2 separate regions of the Homo sapiens genome follow, and region 2 is linked to region 1. Evidence: read pairs that join two places in POLR2A ChIA-PET (ENCODE). Cell type or tissue: PC-9. All regions are shown on one strand.

Region 1 (2,500 bases):
GCTGGGCCATAAGGAAAGCAGTTACAGGGACAGAAGGCAGCTCCCTTCCCCCAGGAAGGGCAAGAGGAGCAGGTGCCTGGCTGTCCCTGGGGTGACCACCTCTGTGCTGTGCAAGGCGGAAAGGCTGGGGCAGCAGCTGGAGAATCAGCTCAGCAGGCCTTGGCCCTCCCCCGTGGACACCAGGCAGCTCCACTGGCCTCCGGGTCAGCCCTCAGGGCCACCGTGATGGGGTGGAGGAGGGTTAAATAACCATCTTTACAGAAATAACAGTCTCCTACAGAAAGTGCCTGAGCTCAGCCCATGGTCCGATAACCTCATGGAAAACAAACAACAAATAAAAAAAAAAAGTGCTGCTGACACCTCTCAGAATCTGGTGGACATGAAGCTCTCAGCTGGACAAGGCCCTGAAAACAATTTACTATTAGCAGAGCCATGCGCTCTTGAGCTTCACCTGCTGTGGTCCCCTGGAGGAAAAGCTAGCAATCTAAGAAACCAACACAGATCTTGGTCCTAAAACTGAGGTCACAAGTGTGGGACCCACCCAGGTGAGGAAGACACTGGCCTTCACTCATGGATAGGCACCTCCCCTGCATCTGGCCCAGGACCTGGGCTACTTTGGAAAGCAGAAGCAGAGCAGCTGTAGTGATTGGTTGATTTGGTCAATGAAGAGAAGAAAAAGGTAGGGAACCTCATCTGCAGACTGGCCTGAAGGTCTAGACATGGATGGAGCTGTGAGCAAAGGCTGCACCTTGCCTGGGGCCCACATTCCTGACCTGGGAAACCCAGCTGGGGCCACCTGCTCACTGTGGCCTCCTACACCACCACACTGGGATCCAGCAGCTCCAGTCCCTCCACAGGCATTAAGAGGTAGCTGAAGTGTGAGTCAGGCAATTATGTGGGCCACTGTAGGCCTTTCCCCTCTCTTCAAGGGGGAAGGTGCATACCTCTGCCTCTTCCCTGCACCTCTCTCGCCTAGCAAACACTCTGTGAGGTTGGCAGCTCTTGTACCAGCTTAGCCTGGCACAGGGGCTGGGGTAGGGAAAAGGCCCTACTGGAGCAGGAAGAGGCAAGGACTACTCCAGACAGAGGGATTCAAAGGGGAAGAAAAAGGTCATGGGAAACACTTCACAGGACAGCAGTATCTCAGCCAGAGATGGCAGAGATCTCAACACTCACACAGCTGCTTGAGGGCACCTAGATGTGAAGGATACACCAGAGAATAGCAGGCAACTCTGATGCAGATCAGTGGTACCTGCCCTGGGGCAGGAGAAGGAGAAATGGTGTGCCATTCATTTGCCATCTCTGGTCTCAGTCACACATGATTCAGTACTTAACATTCTTTGTGAACCAACTTATCTGAGAGATTTAAGGTAAGGGCTAAAAGAGTGGGCTAGGTATGGAAGATGAAGGGACCTGCAGGACAATGAACTAGCTTCAAAGAAAAACAGCAAGAAGCAAAGCCCTAACCATCCTATCCATCTTGGTCTGAGTCATTCTGTTGTCCCAGAAAACTGCTTGGCACAAACACTGGCTAATACCCTGGCAAGTTTGCAACAGCAGAACATTCAGCATATAGAATGGCTCTACACAGTACATAGTAGTTATGTACTGGAGTGGGGGTAGAACAGGACACAGAAACAACTGTCTGCAGCCATTTTATGGATTTCTGGGGCCCAGTCAATAGTTCAATTTCATTTCTTACCTGTTAGACAACAGCTATGGGCTCCCACACAGGAAGAAGTAGAATCCCCAAGGACAGGCAGGGAGGTGCCAGGAAATAGAATCAGGACAAATCTTGAGGATTGCACATGTGGGGGTGGGGGCAGGAAGCAGAAAAACCCATGAAGCCAAAGAGGCAGCTGGACATGGGACCCAGCAACTGCTGCATGGAGACAGTGCTGATGGGAACTGGTGGTGGCCTCTCAGGACTGAAACCCACAGGTAAGCTTGTGGCAAAGCCATCAGAAGCCCTTTCCTTTCTTTTACCACAAACAACCTGATCTCACCAAACAGGAAACCTCAGCATCAAGATGGCAAAGGAGCCAAGTGGGGTGGTGAAGGAGGTGGGACACTGGAGGCCAGGCACCCAGGCACCACTGCTACAGCATCCCTCTTCCTTGGAAGGTCCTCAATACAAACACTGTCATGTGCAAAAAAAAAAGAAAAAGAAAAAAAAAAAAAAAGAAAAAGAAATAAAGAAAAAAACACCTTCAGAAATAATCCTTTGGGTGATCTCTTGTCAATCATTTGTGCAGGCTAGAGAGGCACCTGTGAATGATAAGGCTACTGAGAAGCATCATTGGCCTGGTCCTGGCACTACCAAAGGGCAGGGGAAGCGATGCCCAAGGGGCTCCTGACCAGCACATCATCCCACGCAAAAACATTCTCCAGGTCCCTTGTTCCAGGCAGGAAATCCCCAGCTCTGAGCGCCCTGCCAGGGCTCTGCCTAGGGACACCTTTTCCAGGTCTAGAGAATCAAAGGAGCCTCCAGAGCAGCTAG
Region 2 (2,500 bases), 590 kb before region 1:
TATAATTGCACCACTGTACTCCATCCTGAGCAACAGAGCGAGACCATCTGAAAAGAAAAAAAATTGTAAGTAAGGACCAGGTAGCCACTCAGAAATACTTAAAAGATAGACATTTATTCTCCAACTACAAATTCATAACAATTTTGTGTGCTATAAACAAAGCCTGAGAAGAATATAAAAAATAAAATAGTTTAATTTGTTAGATGGCAGGATTGTGAGTGGTTTTTCACTGTCGCCCAGGCTGGAGTGTAGTGGCATGATCATGCCTCACTGCACTTTCAACCTCAGGCTCAAGTGATCCTCCTGCCTCAGCCTCCTGAGTAGCTGGGACCACAGGCGCGTACAACCACACCCAGCTAATTTTTTATTTTCAGTAGAGATGAGGTTTTTCTATGTTGCCCACACTGGTCTTGAACTCCTGGGCTCAAGCGACTCTCCAGCCTCCCAAAGTGATAAGACTACAGGTGTGAGCCACTGTGCCCAGCCAAATGTTAAAATATTTTTATTGCCCGGGTGCAGTGGCTCACACCTGTAATCCCAGCACTTTGAGAGGCCAAGGCGGGGCAGATCACGAGGTCAGGAGATCGAGACCATCCTGGCTACCACGGTGAAACCCTGTCTCTACTAAAAATACAAAAACAAAATTAGCTGGGCGTGGTGACAGGCACCTGTAATCCCAGCTATTCGGGAGGCTGAGGCGGGAGAATGGCGTGAACCCAGGAGGCGGAGCTTCCAGTGAGCTCAGATGGCGCCACTGCACTCCAGCCTGGGCAACAGAGTGAGACTCCGTCTCAAAAAAAAAAAAAAATCTTTATTTATTTATTTTTACCACATCCACAGGAAAATATCTGCAAGTACCTAATGTTAAAATCTTTGTAAAAAGAATTTTTTTAGCGAGGCACAGTGGCTCACACCTTTAATCCCAGCACTTTTTGGGAGGCCAAGGCAGGAGAGTTGCTTGAGCCCAGAAGTTTGAGACCAGCCTGGGCCACATGATGAAACCCTGTCTCTACAAAAAATAGAATTACCTGGGCATGGTGACACATTCCTGTAGTCCCAGCTTTCCAGGAGGCTGAGATGGGAGAATCTCTTGAGCCCAGGAGGCTGAGGCTGCAGTGAGCCATGATTGTGCCACTGCACTCCAGCCTGGGTGACAGAGAAGAAAAAACAAAATTTAACTTATATTAGTTGAGCATATTCTCATTTTCAACCACAAGAGGTCCTCTTCCGTTCTATGACTTCTAGGAGTCCAAGATTGATCTCCTTGATCGGAAGGAGGATGTGAAGAAAAAACTGAAGAAGGCCTTCTGTGAGCCAGGAAATGTGGAGAACAATGGGGTTCTGTCCTTCATCAAGCATGTCCTTTTTCCCCTTAAGTCCGGTAACACTCTCTGTTTTCTTCCTAGAGGCCAGGCTAGAATAGAAAAGTTCGTGCTGTGATCATACTTGTGATTTGTCACAGACTCTTCCTTCAGGGACTGGCTGCCCTGATTCTCTGCTCTGATTTCTTATATATTAAAGTATGAATGATGTTGGGATGTAATTTAATTGTCCATATATTCGTTACCAGGCTAGGTTCTGAGGGAATACTGGAGTGGGCAGAGGTGTTAGAAGTAAGGGTGGGGGCAGACATGTTGAACTAGAGGAATACAACAAAATAGATATAAGCCACAAGCCTTCCCCTGAAGCAGCTGAGATGCTAGCTGGGTATACAATAGTGCCACTCATCCAATTTAAGAATAATACCATACAATAAAGTTCAGAATATATGGCAAAAACTACAAATAGTCATGCATGTGGGCTAGGAATAGTCATGCATGTGAGCTAGGAATGCTGTCAATGAGTTTGTTGACATGGATCCTTTTCCTTATAGAGTTTGTGATCCTACGAGATGAGAAATGGGGTGGAAACAAAACCTACACAGCTTACGTGGACCTGGAAAAGGACTTTGCTGCTGAGGTAACATGAAAGGAAAAGGAATCCTTTCATGAAGATCTGTATTTTGTTATTTTTTGCTGACTGTTAGAACTTGTTTAGAACAACTTGTTCTGTGTAAAAGTGAGCTGCCTGCTATTTTTGCTCTACTTTTGGTAATCTCACTAGTGTCCATTTTCCTTCAAAATTGCAGTTTTGGTTAAAGTTTCTTGTCAGTTAGCTTTTCTGACTTAGGAATTTTGTTAATACAGATGGATTTCTATCCCTCGGGGCCCTTTCCTTACCTGGCAGGGACTCTGTCTCACCTCTTCTCAGGAAACATTTCTTATCAGTAAATGTCTGTAATCTTATACACACGAGTGGTCCCTTTAGGATGTACAAAAGCAGTACTCATTCAGTAGAAACCATACTTCTTCAAGTACCCATACAACCATTCTGTTTTTCACTTTCTGTATTCAATAAATTACATGAGATACTAAAAAAAAAAAAAAAAAAGAAAATGGGCTGGGTGCAGCAGCTCACACCTGTAATCCCAGCACTTTGGGAGGCCGAGGTGGGTGGATCA

What was found. ChIA-PET counts read pairs that join two places held together with the same protein. Peaks named below come from ENCODE experiments on the same cell type or tissue, not always from the same donor. Only the 100,000 strongest peaks of a DNase experiment are listed, where the experiment ranks them.
Region 2: POLR2A ChIA-PET joins it to region 1 with 12 read pairs; 2 of 35 experiments call an interaction of 5 or more read pairs at or near these places.

The regions. Positions count from the first base shown.
Region 1 is chr1:32,195,661-32,198,160 of GRCh38, reverse strand. TXLNA (taxilin alpha) reads right to left here. Exons shown (of 11, transcript NM_175852.4): 11 at 1-2,500. It also overlaps a transcript of CCDC28B not described here. Among named protein-coding and RNA genes, the nearest start is that of CCDC28B, 3.7 kb to the left of the region's middle. In PC-9, no CTCF peak of the experiment used is centred here; no DNase peak of the experiment used is centred here.
Region 2 is chr1:32,785,821-32,788,320 of GRCh38, reverse strand. YARS1 (tyrosyl-tRNA synthetase 1) reads left to right here. Exons shown (of 13, transcript NM_003680.4): 7 at 1,246-1,381; 8 at 1,874-1,959. Among named protein-coding and RNA genes, the nearest start is that of YARS1, 30 kb to the left of the region's middle. RefSeq lists an enhancer at 794-1,993. In PC-9, a CTCF peak has its summit at 1,267; no DNase peak of the experiment used is centred here; H3K27ac peaks cover 646 bases.